2 separate regions of the Homo sapiens genome follow, and region 1 is linked to region 2. The links are chromatin contacts, found by Hi-C or POLR2A ChIA-PET in ENCODE. All regions are on one chromosome and are shown on one strand. Each heading gives the region's core, a stretch centred on a gene start or an enhancer-like site at or near the end of the contact. The rest is flanking DNA. Distances are from core to core; before and after follow the strand shown. Region 1 holds the start of TMEM134 (transmembrane protein 134). Region 2 holds the start of NDUFV1-DT (NDUFV1 divergent transcript).

Region 1 (7,495 bases), core at 1-2,500, 140 kb before region 2:
AGGGTTGGGTCCCCACCTGGCCCTAACCTGGTGCCGACTCCCCCATCCGGCTCCGGAGAGGCCTGGGCTCCATCCTCATCGTTCTCCAGGTTCTGTTGCAGAACACAGGTCTCAGGGGGGTTGCTGGGCTGGGGCCCTTCCTCACTCCCTCCCGGGAAGAGAAAAGCAGGCCTACACAACCATTTGCCTGGCCGCCTGGCAGCTGTTCACCTGGCCCTCTGCCCTCCCCGCAGAACGGGTTTGGTGATTCACAGAAACCAGGTAGGAGGTGGGTGGATGCCAGGGCTTTGGGGAGCAGGAGCCTGCATAGATCCCAGGGAAAGGAGAGCTCCCAACTTTGGGTTAGGGTGGAGCTCTCATTCAGTGGCCTAGAATGGGAGCTTGGGAATTGGGGTGCCAGGAAAGGCCAGGCCCAGAGTTCCCAGGTTCAAGGCACAGGGTTCTGGTCCAGGTCTCCAAGAAAAGCAGCCTAGGGTTGGTGGAGGTTTTCTGGGAAAATGGGTTTTTCTGGTTTAGTGGGAGCCAAAGGGTGGGCAAGGACTGGTCATGTGAGAGGAGCTCCAGCTCTTAGGGGTGGTGGTGGGATTAGGGAGAGGGCTTTCAGAATAGAGAAAGGCGTGCGGGTTCCCATCAGCTTAGCTGGCCTGGGGCACAGGGGATGCTCCTGCGTGTGGGGCAAGGTCTGGTTCAGATACAGAGGAGCTCCCCCAACCCAGCGGGGGCCAGGTGCGAGTAGCCAGGATGAGTGGGGAATCCGGTTGGGTTCCCCAGCTGGAGCTGAGGGATGAGCTCCCGGGCCCGGGCACTGGGCTCTTCCCGGCTGGCTGGGGCCCGGTATGGGAACCGGGAGGGCCTGGGCAGGGCTCTGGATCAAGAGTCACGTCCGCGGGGCGGGGGGGCGGTCTCGCGCTTCAGCTGGGGCCTCTAGGCAGATGCTTCCCCGAGTTGAGGCCTTTGGGGCCCGGCCTGGGGTCCCGTCCGGCCGGGGGCAGGGGGTTAGGTGGGCCGGGCGGTTCACCTGGTAGCGCAGCCGGGACTGCTTGTCCTCGTCAGCCACCTCGAACCGGGCCCGACGCTCGAAGTGCAGCGGCCCAAAGCGCGCGACCCCGCTGGACTCGGGCCCAGGGCCCCCGTCCTCCAGGGACAGCTCGAAGGCATCATCAATGCTGAACTGGGGCCGGGCGGCGCTCATGGCCCCGGCCCGCTCAGGCGCCGTGCGCCGCCGCCATCTGCGCCCACACACCCAGCGTCGCCGCTGCCCCGCCCCCGCATGCCCCGCCCCTCCGACCCTGGCTCCGCCCCACGCGCCGGTCCCGCCCCCGTCCGCCCTAAGCAGGCCAGAGTTGCCGAGCCCTGAGCGGGCTGATGGGTGGGAGCCTCTTCCAGACGGAGCGCGCCCGCCCCGTGACGCCACTCAGTGGCCGCCATGGCAAGCGACAGCCCGTGCCGGGCTCGGACACATCCCCCAGGCGTGTATGTGCGGGGGCTTGGAGGGGCTTCCACGCCCCAACCTCCAGGTCCCTGACAGGGCCTTTTGCACCGCAGCCTGTTCCTCGAGTGCCAAGGAGACTCCTGGGAACTGTTTCCCCACCTTACTCACAACAGCCCCGCACCGGAGGGGTGCTCTCCCCATTTTTGCAAATGTGGAAACCGAGGCTCAGAGAGCTTATGTGTCTTCCAATTTCCAGTCAGTCTCCACGCAGCAGCCGAAGTGATCTTTTAAAACAAATCTTTTTATCTGCGTGTGTTATTCTGAAAACCCTTTTTAAAAATTTTGCTGCTGGCCTGGCTCGGTGGCTCACTCCTGTAATCCCAGCACTTTGGGAGGCCGAGGCGGGTGGATCACTTGAGGTCAGGAGTTCAAGACCAGCCTGGCCAAAAGGCGAAACCCCGTCTTTACTAAAAATACAAAAATTAGCCGGGCGTGGTAGTGCATGCCTATAGTCCCAGCTACTTGGGAGGCTGAGGCAGAAGAATTGCTTGAACCCGGGAGGCAGATGTTGCAGTGAGCCGAGATTGAGCCACTGCACTCCAGCCTGGGCGACAGAGCAAGACTCCGTCTCAAAAAACAAAACAAAACAAACAAAAAAACCTTCCCTTGGTTTTCCATTGCACTTAGAATAAAATCTGAACTCTTGGCAGGGCACGGTGGCTCACACTTTGGGAGGCCAAGGAGAGTGGATCACTTGAGGTCAGGAGTTTGAGACCAGCCTGGCCAACATGGTGAAACCCAGTCTCTACTAAAAATACAAAAATTAGCTGGGCACGGTGACCAGTGCCTGTAATCCCAGCTACTTGGGAGGCTGAGGCAGGAGAATCGCTTGTACCCTGGAGGCAGAGGTTGTAGTGAGTGGAGATCACACCACTGCACTCCAGCCTGGGCAACAGAGCAAGACTCCATAAAAAAAAAATGAACCGTGGTGGGGGGCGGTGGGGGTGGAAGAGCAGAAGTACTCTATGAATTAGGTGGACCTGGTTTCAAATCCCCATTCTACCACTTGTAAGTACTTGGGACTTTGGCAAACCCCTCATTCATTTCTGCCACAAGTATTTATTAAGCATCTATTTAGGGCCAAACACTGTTTTGGGCACTATAGATACAGTGGTGAATAAAACAGTGCAAAATGAGACAGTTTCAAGTGCTGTGTGATGCAAAACTGACTTTAGATTTCGTACTCAAAGATGACCTTTCCAAGAGGTGACATTTGAGCAGGAATGCCGATGATGAAGGAGCCAGCTGTGAGAAAAGCAAGGTTCAGTGTTTTCCTGGCACCAGGGAACAGCACGTTCAAAGGCCAGGAGGTGGGAAGGAGCTTGGCCTGTGGAGGAAGAATGTGAGAAAACCAGTGTGGCTGAGCAGCAAGGAAAGGGGCAGGCCGACTTGATGAGCCTGGGAGGAGTAGATGGGCCCCAGAGCCTTGAGAGCTTTATGGACCTTAGTCAAGAGTTCTTTTTTGTTTTTGTTTTTTTCGACACAGGGTCTCGCTCTGTTGCCCAAGCTGGAGTGCGATCTCAGCTCACTGCAACCTCCACCTCCTGGGTTCAAGTGATTCTCCTGCCTCAGCCTCCCGAGGAGGCTGGGATTACAGGCATGAGCCACAGTGCCCTGCCTTATTATTATTATTATTATTATTATTATTTTTGAGACAGAGTCTCGCACCGTCACCCGGGCTGGAGTGCAGTGGCAAGATCTCGGCTTGCTGCAACCTCCGCCCCCTGGGTTCAAGCGATTCTCCTGCCTCAGCCTCCCCTGTAGCTAGGATTACAGGCGTGATCTGCCCACCTCGGCCTCCCAAGGTGCTGGGTATGAGCCACCACACCCGGCCTCATGTTCATTTTATGGCCTCATGTACAGAGCTGAGTCAAGTCTACTTCTGTTTGTTACACATCAACACTATGAATAAGGCCCCTCTCGAGTTATGTTAATTCACTTACCCTCTTTCACTTCCCAGGTTCCTTCCTCTCCCCTGCCTTCCATCAGACCCATGTCAGCATGCTCAGTCGGCGTCCTTAAAGCCTGCCTGGCTCTGTACCATGTATGGCACTGTCTCCTATGTGGATGTGTTTGCAATTTACAAACATGATGTCATGCAGAAAATTCAGTTCTGTTACTTACACGTTTACATTTTTGCTCTCGATGCTGTTTTCCATATGCATTTGTTTATTGTTTCTACAGGCTACATGCATGTTGTACCATGTTGAGTGTCTAGCACCTTTATGATCCACCTCACCTCCACAGTGTTGTACACTCAAACTGGCCTCAACCCCGCCATCACAGGCATCACTGCAGTTAACATCTTCCTGCTGTCCCCTTATGGACTGTGGGAGAATTCCCCTTGGGGTAGGATTTCCAGGTTATAGGGCACACGCACTCATGACTTCACAGGGTACCACAGATGCTCTCCTGAGTGGCTGTGAGAGTTGACACTCCACCTGAGGCTTCTGGTTCTCTCAGGACTTGGTACCATCCAACTTTTTAATGGCTTGCCGATCTGATGAATTTAAAGTGGTACCTCATGTTCCTCTGGGTTCTCTGATGGCTGGAGAGTTTGAGCTGCTCTTTGTGCCCTTGTCAGCCATTGGGTGTCCCTTGTCTGTGAACTGGCTTTTCATATCTTTGGTCTTTCTTTTTGCTATTGGGTTTCTAGCCTTTTTCCACTAATTTGCATATCAACATATCTAATCATTAATTCCTTGCTGGTTTATGACCTTGCACATATTTCCTATCTGTCTGTCTTTGACTCTTTGTCTAACATGCTCTCAAAGAATAATCACTCCTTTTCAGGCTGGGTGCAGTGGCTCATGTCTGTAATCCCAGCACTTTGGGGAAGCTGAGGCAGGAGGATCACTTGAGGCCAGGAATTCAAGATCAGCCTCAGCGTAGCAAGGCTGATGCAGGGCAGGTGATCCCCAAAATTGGGGCTTAGCCCAAGAGAGTGCTTGGCTTCACCTGGGAAAGAATTCAAGGGTGAGCTGGTGGTGTTAGACAGCAACTTAAACATTTTTTAAAATTTTTTATTTTTTTAAGACTGAGCCTTGCTCTGTCGCCCAGGCTGGAGTGCAGTGGTGTGATCTCGGCTCACTGCAATCTCTGCCTCTTGGGTTCAAGCGATTCTTCTGCCTCAGCCTCCCAAGTGGCTTGGATTACAGGCGTCTGCCACCACGCCCAGCTAATTTTTGTATTTTTAGTAGAGACAGGATTTCGCCATTTTGGCCAGGCTGGTCTCCATCTTCTGACCTCAGTTGATCTGCCCACTTCAGCCTCCCAAAGTGCTGGGATTACAGGCGTGAGCCACCGTGCCTGGCCTTATTTTTTACTTATTGGAAAGCAACTTTTACAGAAGCAGCAGCGCACAGCAGCAGCACAGGCGTCGCTCCTTGTGGAGCAGGGCCATCCCACAGGCAGTGTGCCCCCAGCAGCTGCTCAGAGGCAGTTCTGCAGCCATATTTATGCCCACTTTTAATTACATGCAAATTGAGGGGTGAATTATCCAGAAATTTCTAGGGAAAGAGTGGTAACTTCTGGGCCGTCAGGTCATTGCCACCGAAGGGGGTGGTAACTTCTAGGTGTTGCCATGGCAATGGTAAACTGACATGCACTGGTCTTACGGGTCTTAGGTCTTATGGAGAGGTGCTTTCACCTCTTCCCTGTTTTATTTTTTTGAGACGGAGTCTCCCTCTGTTGTCCAGGCTGGAGTGCAGTGGCACGATCTAGGCTCACTGCAACCTCCACCTCCTGGGTTCAAGCGATTCTCTGCCTCAGCCTCCGGAGTAGCTGGGATTACAGGCATCCGCCACTACACCCAGCTAAGTTTTGTATTTTTAGTAGAGATGGTGTTTTACCATGTTGGCCAAACTGGTCTCAAATTCCTGGCCTCAAGTGATCCACCTGCCTCACCCTCCCAAAGTGCTGGGATTACAGGCATGAGCCACCATGCGCAGCATTCCCTGTTTTAGCTAGTTCTCAATCTGGTCTGGTGTCTGTGTCCCACCTCCAGAGCTGAGTCCTGCCACCTACCTCATTCCTCGCTCAGAGATTAGATACTCCTTCTTAATCTTAAGAGGGCAGCGGAAGGGCAGAGATCCATCTTCTGTAACTGCTTCCTGTTGAGTTTATGGGCATAGCCCCTTCCTAGCACTGGAGAGGTAAAAATCTCCAGATACCCGGTCGGGTGCAGTGGCTCATGCCTGTAATCCCAGAACTGTGGGAGGCTGAGGCGGGTGGATCACAAGGTCAGGAGGTCGAGACCATCCAGGCCAACATGGTGAAACCCTGTCTCTACCATCCTGGCTAACACAGTGAAACCCCATCTCTACTAAAAATACAAAAAATTAGCTGGGCGTGGTGGCAGGCCCCTGTAGTCCCAGCTACTTGGGAGGCTGAGGCAGGAGAACGGCGTGAACCCGGGAGGTGGAGGTTGCAGTGAGCTGAAATCGCGCCACTGCACTCCAGCTTGGGCGACAGAGCGAGACTCCGTCTCAAAAAACAAACGAACAAAAAAAAGAAACCCCGTCTCTACTAAAAATACAAAAATTAGCTGGGCATGGTGGCAGACGCCTGTAATCCCAGCTACTTGGGAGGCTGAGGCAGAGAATCTCTTGAACCCGGGAGGTGGAGGTTGCAACGAGCCAAGATCTCGCCTCTGGACTCCAGCCTGGGTGACAGAGCGAGACTCTGTCTCAAAAAAAAAAAAAAAAAAAAAAAAAAAATCTCCTGATACCCGATCTAAGGGTCCAAAAGACAGGATACTTTCATTACCCAGGTCAGTAGATGAATGGGTCGGAAGCCTTGTGCCAGCATTGTGTTTACCTGAAACTGTTGCAATCTCAAAGACTTACTAAGAGTTTAAACAACCACAGCCAAAAATTAGGAATAACAAGATGGCTATCAAAGGTCCTAGGAGAGGTAAAAAACCAGGTGAGACTCGGGAAGGCATTTTTGATAGTTGACCAGATATTGCTGGGGTTGGTGCTATGGTTCTATCTATGTAGCCAAGTAGCTTGTTCATAGATCTTTCGAATGTTAGCCTCAGTCTGTTTGGAGCTGGTAAGACATGTGCAGCAGGTTTTATTAATAACTGCACAAACTTCACCTTGTTCAGCTAGTAAATAATCTAATGCTAATCTGTTACAGAGAACTATGTTTGCCAAAGAGTCTAGAAATTCTTGAATTCCCTTTAAGGCCTGACCCGTGTTGGTGGCTAAGGATTCTAGGGTTTGAGTCAAGTTCTTTACGGTTGACTCGTGGTAAGCAAGGCCACCCTAGGGTGCCACCAGTCCTATTGTTGCCCTGATTCCCGCCAAAATTAATCCTATTGCTCACTTACTTCTGCTGTTCTTGGGTCTTATGGGGTTATAGACTGTGACCTCTGGAGGGGCAAGGGTAGCTATTGTACATTCGCCTCTGTTCCAAGTTTTTTTTTTTTTTTTTAGACAAAGTCTCAAAAAAATTAGCAGGGCATGGTGGTGGGTGCCTGTGGTTCCTGCTACTCGGGAGGCTGAGGCAGGAGAATCGCTTGAACCAGAAGGCGGAGGTTACAGTGAGCCGAGATTGTGCCACTGCACTCCAGCCTGGATGACAGGGCAAGATTCCCGTTTTTTTTTTTTTTTTTTTGAGATGGAGTCTTGCTCAGCCACACAGGCTGGAGGGCAGTGGGGTGATCTCGGATCACTGCAACCTCTGCCTCTTGAGTCCAAGTGATTCTCCCGTCTCAGCCTCTCGAGTAGCTGGGATTACAGGTGCCCACCACCATGCCCAGCTAATTTATATATATTTATATAATATATAAATATATAATATATATTATATACAATATATATTATATAATATATGATAATATATATAATATACATAATATAATATATTATATATATATTTTTTTGAGATGGAGTCTCTCTCTGTCGCCCAGGCTGGAGTGCAGTGGCGCAATCTCGGCTTACTGCAAGCTCCGCCTCCCGGGTTCATGCCATTCTCCTGCCTCAGCCTCCAGAGTAG
Region 2 (7,524 bases), core at 5,025-7,524:
CTGTGAACCAGCCTGGCTCCCCCATCCTCCCAGCAGCTGAGGGGCCAACTGGCGGGGACTGTGGGTGCACGATAAAGGAAGGAAGCCATAAATACTGGCCATGGCCTCATGACCGGCTGCAGCCACAGAGGTCCCCTTCAATGTCCTTTGTGGCTTTGAGTTTTGCATAGTGGGAGGAAATTGTCTTTGCAAGGTGCAAAGTGGCCCCAGGAGGAAGAAAATGTAATAGAAGACAACTGCTCAACCTGTTTCTGATCATAAAAACTCAACAGTCTTTTTCTTTTTCTTTTTGCTGATTTATAAGATGAGGCCTGACATTTCTAAAACCTGAACCATTGAGGAATGGGGAAGACGAGTTTCACATTTCTCACAGCTTAGAAGGGGCGTTGAAGGGGTGTGTAAGCTTTTCCTGGTGTCTGTCATCCCAGATAGCCATCAAGGACTATGAGGAGTGAAAAAGAAGAGACTAGAGCTTTCGTGTTAAGGGACAAGAGCTTTTGTGTTAAGGGACAAAGGGGGTATAGGCAAGACTTCAGGTGACAACAGGGGGATGGGCAAAGGACCAATGCAGAAACAATCGTTACCTAGACCTGATCTTCTGGGTTTCCGGATGTGAGTTTGCTGCAGGGAGGCGCCAGCAGGACCGGACCCAGGGGACTGATACCGGTACCTGGGGTCTGTGTATGCCCAAGACCTCCCTGGTCCTCCGTGATGGAAACTGCAGACCATGTCTAATGCATCAGGATGGTATATGCCAAAGAGGGACCCTGAGACCCTGGCAGAGTGATGGAGAGTGGCCACACCAGGATGGCGGCGCGGAGGGTATTCCATGGCCCCTGAGCTGGGCCAGCAGGGAGAGAGGCCTGGGCCTGATGCGTCATTCATTGTGCTGCTTGCCTTAAATACTTTCACCTTGTCCTTTGCGTGCCCCACCAGCCGTGACTGATAGACTTTACTCTTTCCAGTTTAAATTCATGGAAAAAAAAGATTTCCAGTTCAAGACAGCAGGATACAACCTGAAACCCACTATGTCTTTCTCAAACACATCAAGACCAGAGAAGAAAAACTAGAAAAACTTTTTTTTTTTTTTTTTAAGACGGAGTCGCTCTGCCACCCAGGCTGGAGTGCAATGGCACGATCTCGGCCCACTGCAATCTCTGCCTCCCGGGTTCAAGGAATTCTCCTGCCTCAGCCTCCCGAGTAGCTGGGATTACAGGCACCTGCCACCATGCCCGGTTAATGTTTTGTATTTTTAGCAGAGACGGGGTTTCACCATGTTAGCCAGGATGGTCTCGAATTCCTGGCCTCAAGTGATCCACCCGCCTCGGCCTCCCAAAGTGTCGGGATTATAGGCGTGAGCCACCGCACCTGGCCTGTATTTCCTATTTAGCATTCTTTCCCTGTATTTCTTCTTTACTTTGTTTTCTTGTCTTCAGTTGAATTGAGGTTTTTGTGCTAGTCCCTTCTCCCCTACTATTGGAAGTTACACATTTTACTTTTATTTTTAGTGATTACTCTTAAATTTTTAGATCATACCTAAATTTCATGTCCAAGCAAAAGCTAATATCTCTATCCCCCTTCCTGAATATGAAGTGAAAACAAAAACAGAGTATATGTCCAGGCGCAGTGGCTCATGCCTGTAATCCCAACACTTTGGGAGGCCGAGGTGGGCGGATCACCTGAGGTCAGGAGTTCGAGACCAGCCTGGCCAACATGGAGAAACCCTGTCTCTACTAAAAAAAAAAAATAAATAGCCGGGCACGGTGGCGCATGAGTGAGCCGAGAGTTCACGAGTTCGAGAAAAAGTAACAATTTGGCCAGATTCGGTGGCTTACGCCTGTTATCCCAGCACTTTGGGAGGCTGAGGTGGGTGGATCACCTGAGGTCAGGAGTTCGAGACCAGCCTGGTCAACATGGTGAAACCCTGTCTCTACTAAAAATACAAAAATTAGCCAAGTGTGGTGGTGTGCACCTGTAATCCCAGCTACTTGGGAGGCTGAGGCAGGAGAATCGCTTGAACCCAGGAGGCAGAGGTTGCAGCGAGCTGATTGCACCACTGCACTCTGGCCTGGGTGGAAAGAGCGAGACTCCATCTCAATAAATAAATATTAAAAAAAAAATCACCTAGAAACAGTAACAGGTATTGTCAGGATGGTCATAAAATGTTATTACTTTCTTCTTGCTTTTTTGGTATTTCTTCAATTTCAAACACAGGAAAAAAATTGATGTTTTTCATTTTTCAAATATAATATTTGATTACAATATTGAGTAAGTCCCTCCCTTGAGAAGCTCTATGCTGGGGGTTGGGGAAGATCTGATCGTGCCTTACTCACACTGGGCCTGACAATAGGTGCTCAAGATAGTTGTATGGGGTTGTTGTAGGACCAACAGGTTTGTATGCCCATATGTATGCAGTAACAGACCAATTACACTGAGATAGCAGGGTTTGCAGCAGAGAAAGAGTTTAATGATTGCAGGGCACCAAGTTTGGAGATGGGAGGAGACCTTCAAATCCATCTCCCCAAGGAGTTTTGGACTGAATTTTTTAAGGAGATTGTGGAGGGCAAGGGGCTGGAAATTTGGGATTGTTGATTGCCTAAGCAAGGGGCATGAAATAATTGGGATTGGAAACCGCATTCTTTGGTGAGCCAGCTCCTCATGGGGACCAGTTGAGTCAGTAGTTTTATCAGCATGCAGGATCTGAAGGAATACTTCAAAAGGAAAATTTAGCATTTCATGTTCAAGTTGTTATTTATACAGCAGTTAAGGGCAGCTATAATCTAGGGTCTTTGTCACTCCGGGACAACAGGCACCAACCAGCCATGAGGAAGCAGGTCAGAGAGCAGCTGACCTCATGATGAATACTGAGTATGCTGCAGGCTTGGTTTATTTTCATCTTTTCCCCCTACTTCTTCCCTAATTTGTAGGGGTGGGTTGCCCCTACACACCTGTGGGTGTTTCTCGTAAGGTGGGACGAGAGATTTGGAAAAGAAAAAGACACAGAGACAAAGTATAGAGAAAGAAATAAGGGGACCCGGGGAACCAGCGTTCAGCATATGGAGGATCCCGCCAGCCTCTGAGTTCCCTTAGTATTTATTGATCATCTGTGGGTGTTTCTCGAAGAGGGGGATGTGTCAGGGTCACAAGACAATTGTGGGAAGAGGGTCAGCAGACAAACACGTGAACAAAGGTCTTTGCATCATAGACAATGTAAAGGATTAAGTGCTGTGCTTTTAGATATGCATACACATAAACATCTCAATGCTTTACAAAGCAGTATTGCTGCCCGCAGGTCCCACCTCCAGCCCTAAGGCGGTTTTTCCCTATCTCAGTAGATGGAGCATACAATCGGGTTTTATACCGAGACATTCCATTGCCCAGGGACAGGCAGGAGACAGATGCCTTCCTCTTGTCTCAACTGCAAGAGGCATTCCTTCCTCTTTTACTAATCCTCCTCAGCACAGACCCTTTACGGGTGTCGGGCTGGGGGACGGTCAGGTCTTTCCCTTCCCACGAGGCCATATTTCAGACTATCACATGGGGAGAAACCTTGGACAATACCTGGCTTTCCTAGGCAGAGGTCCCTGCGGCCTTCCGCAGTTTTTGTGTCCCTGGGTACTTGAGATTAGGGAGTGGTGATGACTCTTAACGAGCATGCTGCCTTCAAGCATCTGTTTAACAAAGCACATCTTGCACCGCCCTTAATCCATTCAACTCTGAGTTGACACAGCACATGTTTCAGAGAGCACGGGGTTGGGGGTAAGGTCACAGAATCTCAAGGCAGAAGAATTTTTCTTAGTACATAACAAAATGGAGTCTCCTATGTCTACTTCTTTCTACACAGACACAGTAACAATCTGATCTCTCTTGCTTTTCCCCACACTAATTGGTTTTATAAAGTTTATAGGGACGGTTGTAGGGTGGTTGCAGAAAGCTTCCTGGGGGAGGTGACGTCCAAAGGGCTCCTAGGAGGACTAGGGCCAAGTTGGGAGGAAGACAGATCCTCTGGTGCAGATCCAGCTTGTATGGGCAAAGCCAAAGGAGCTGGAACTGGGGAGGTTGACAGGTGGCAGCACAAAGGACCTTGAATGCCAGGCCAAAGGGTCTTGAGCTTTGTTCTGAGGGCAGTGGGGAACCACAAAAACTCTCAGGCAGGAAAGGGGCAAAACGGGTCTGAGATTTATAATAATCCCACTGTTCCATGTTTGCAGAGAAGGGGCTGGAGGAGCCAAGATGTGAGGGTGGGAGGCCCCAAGGATACATTGTTAATTTCAGGTGAGAGATGACAGGGCCACAGCCATCTATCACTGTGCAGGGAATGTTTGGAAGGTAAAGTTGACCAGATAGACACAGTGGATGTGGGGCCAGTGGGACAGGGAGGAGCCCTTGATACCTCTTGGCTTGTGGCCTGGAGGCTGGCTGGGGAGGCTGATATACAGAGTGACACAGGATGGGATGGGTGCTGAGGAGGTGAGAGCCAGGACCTGAGATGCTGCAGAGAAGGCTCCTGGGAGATGACATCAGAGTGGATCTCCTTCTTCGCTTGAGAAGCCTGGCAAGTAGGTGCTCCAGTGGGTGGGGACCAGTGGGGGATTTGTTGTTAGGAGACCTCAGGCCGAGTTCTGGCAGTTGTGTCATCCTGGGCAGGCCACTCAGCAATGCTGATACCCTGCTTCTGAAAACAGGGCTCATCATTCCTGAGGCTGGAGTTTTGGAGGATTAAGGAGGTAACACATGGCAAGTGCTTGGCCCAGAGCCTGGCACTGAATGAACAGAGGATCCTTCCCTCACTCTCCGTTTTCCATCCCCCCTCATGCCCAGCATCTCCTGTCCCCAGCATCCCCAACCTGCATCTCCCTCAGCCTGTATTCCTTTGACCCAGTTAGAGACAGATGAGGAAGGAATCCACCCGCTGGGCTGGCTCTGACCTGCCCCCCTTCTTCTGCCCCAAAGGGAGGGATCCGAGGACTCAGGTCTGAGCCCGGATTAGCTGTGTAATCCCCAGCTTTGCCTAGGCAACCTCTTTCCCTGACCAAGAGAGGGGGCCTGCGGCTGGCAGCCAGGACTCCTGGGCTCTGGGCCTGATACTACTCTATCTGTCTGGGAAACCTCAGACAGGGAAGAGATTTCTTGGTGCCTCTCTTGGGAATGTCACTGACGTCCACAGTGACTGTCACATGCGTGTCAGTTGTTCTGTGGGTTTGCTGTGTGCGGGGCACTGTGGAAAGGAAGAAAGGCCTAGATTCCAGTCCAGCTCCACCACTCAGCAGCTTCATGCCCACAGACAAAGGACAAAATCCCCCTGAGCCTCAGTTTTTTCGTGGACAAAATGGAGTGAACACCTTGTGGGGCTGCTGTGGGGTATGTGAGAAAATAGCTGCAAAGGAGTTTTGTAAACAGCACGTTTTAGAGAGATCAGGAAGGATGATTACAGCACAAAAGAACAGAGATGGTTCCTCACCATGAGGACTGGAAAAGAGCTGGGGAGAGCAGGCCAAAAAGGTCACTCTTATCACGAGGACCACAGCAGAGGGTTCCAGGAAACTGAAAAAGACGAGTTCATCAGGCTTCCAAGACCTCCTGGGAAGGCAAAGGACAGAGGGACCTCCTCAGGTCAGGGGAAAACCGAGGGAGGGGGACAGCCACACAAACGCCCTAAAGTCTAATGACGGCAGAAAGGGGTCTTGGGGGACGGGGGTGGGGTTCACAGCAGTGGCCTGGGCGTGATGACCCTGGCGAAGGACGGGGTCGCAGAGCCCTTAAATCCTGGACCAGTGGCTGATTCCAAAAGCAGCAGGGACCATGCCAGGATTTTGGGCAGAAGCAGAAAGTGCTGGACTCTCCTGACAAGAGCTGAGAGAACTCAGCGGCGCCAGCAAGAGTTTGTGCCGTGCACTGACCATCTGCATCCTCTCTGCCTCACCCCAGCCTAGGATTCCGTGACAGGCCCTCTGGGAAGAACTCCGCGAACAACCCCCTGCCTTGGAGTCTGCAATCCTTCCTCGAGCACACGGACGCCCGGGGTGGGGAAGCCCACAGTCTGGCAGGGCTCGCACTGGGCAGAATAATTGCAACGTAGTCATGAGGATCGGGCTATGACCTGCCTGACTTTTCACTCCTCCCATGATACACCGATGCATACCGCAGGTGCACACTAAACGCCGAATCTATAGAAAGTGGAACACACCAGGACCCAGCAGAAGGCGACATGCGAGGTTTGTTTACTTGTGGCATCAAAGGCTGGGAGCCGGCGAGCTAAGGAGGGAGCGAAAGAGCGAGCGGTGGGGACAGCCACCGCTAAATGCCAGCCCGGTGGAGGGAGGAAGGCGGACCCCAGGCCGGTGGGACCACATCTCCCAGAAGCCCCGGCGCCAAGGCACTGGCCTCTCAGTCCTCCCCCGAGGAGGCGGGGCCGCTGGCGAAGTTGAAGGGGCGCAGCGATACCGGTGCGCGGCGCTGGCGTCGGGCGCGTGACGTCTTTCCTGCGCGCCACCTAGCGTCTCTATCGCGCCAGTTCCTCAGCCTCAGTGCTATGAAGGTGACAGCGTGAGGTGACCCATCTGGCCCGCCGCGATGCTGGCAACACGGCGGCTGCTCGGCTGGTCGCTTCCCGCGCGGGTATCTGTGCGTTTCAGCGGCGACACGGTGAGGCCCAGCCTGGCTGGGGCCACGGGTGTTTGGGGCCGGGTGTCGCGGCCGCGCCCGTGCACGAGCAGTCCCTGGGGTCTGTAGTGGCCTCTGGAGAGCCCTTCTCCCCAGGCCAGGCGGGAAGGCCCCCGCTCCGGCCTGGTTGAAGTAGGGGAACGGGTCCCAACGCGGGGCCGACTCCCTTGACCCTCTGACTTGCTGGCTTCCCTTGTTTTACAGTCCTCGGCCTGGCGGAAGTTTTGCAGGTTGTGAAGACCCCTAGTCTTTCATTCTCTCCTTGTCACAGCCTTGTAGGGCGTGAAGGGGTCATTGCCCCATTTAGGGATGCGCACCTCCTGATTTCCCGTCCACTGCTCTGCGCCCTGAAGTGGCTGAAAAGTGCTCTTAAAAGGATGGGAATCCCGTCGCCCTCAGCTGGTGCGCTCTCCACTGGGTCGTGGGGCTCCTCATTTCATCCTAAGTGAGCCCCTCCATCACCTGTGTGTTAAGGAGGCATTTCTTTCCCATCAGTAAACACATTTCGCCTCTTCGGCCGAGGTAGGAATATAAAAGGCCCCTGGCCTACCCAAGTTTTGGTCCAGCAGGGGAGCCAGGCCGGGAAAGGGCCAAGCTGCCACACTCGGCTTGTGGGGCTGTGTGGTGCCGTGATGCAGCTGTGGGTTTGGCCACCGACAGACCTGGGCTCAAATTGGACCTGCTGCTTTTGACTGTGAGACCTTCCATAAGCTCCTTTTGCTCCAAGCCTCAGTTTTCTCCTCTGTGAAACAGAGAAAATCGTTCCTATCAGAGTTCTTATGAGGATGAAATGGGATTTTGGATGTAAAATGCTTCCATCCAGTACCTGCTAAACAAAATGCTTACTAATGGCCGGGCGCG

The links. A loop is a pair of places that touch in the nucleus more often than their neighbours do. ChIA-PET counts read pairs that join two places held with the same protein, here RNA polymerase II (POLR2A). Pooled maps may share reads with other maps.
Region 1: a map of naive thymus-derived CD4-positive, alpha-beta T cell shows a loop between it and region 2 (11-fold over the local background). The contact joins the promoter of TMEM134 here to the promoter of NDUFV1-DT in region 2. A Hi-C loop is called at or near these places in 1 of 168 maps with a recorded cell type or tissue (naive thymus-derived CD4-positive, alpha-beta T cell) and 13 of 50 pooled maps. POLR2A ChIA-PET finds 5 or more read pairs at or near these places in 5 of 52 experiments (PC-9, Panc1, activated B cell and 1 more).

The regions. Positions count from the first base shown.
Region 1 is chr11:67,468,001-67,475,495 of GRCh38, forward strand. It overlaps TMEM134 (transmembrane protein 134), which reads right to left and starts at 1,251. Exons shown (of 7, transcript NM_025124.4): 1 at 1,019-1,251; 2 at 28-92. The coding sequence starts at 1,192. RefSeq lists silencers at 836-975, 1,186-1,325 and enhancers at 863-1,487, 1,476-1,655.
Region 2 is chr11:67,600,432-67,607,955 of GRCh38, forward strand. NDUFV1-DT (NDUFV1 divergent transcript) reads right to left here and starts at 6,275. Exons shown (of 3, transcript NR_130935.1): 1 at 6,188-6,275; 2 at 5,462-5,580; 3 at 2,449-4,672. NDUFV1 (NADH:ubiquinone oxidoreductase core subunit V1) reads left to right here and starts at 6,505. Exons shown (of 10, transcript NM_007103.4): 1 at 6,505-6,645. The coding sequence starts at 6,574. RefSeq lists enhancers at 226-275, 3,057-3,742, 4,429-5,114, 6,014-6,073, 6,454-6,583.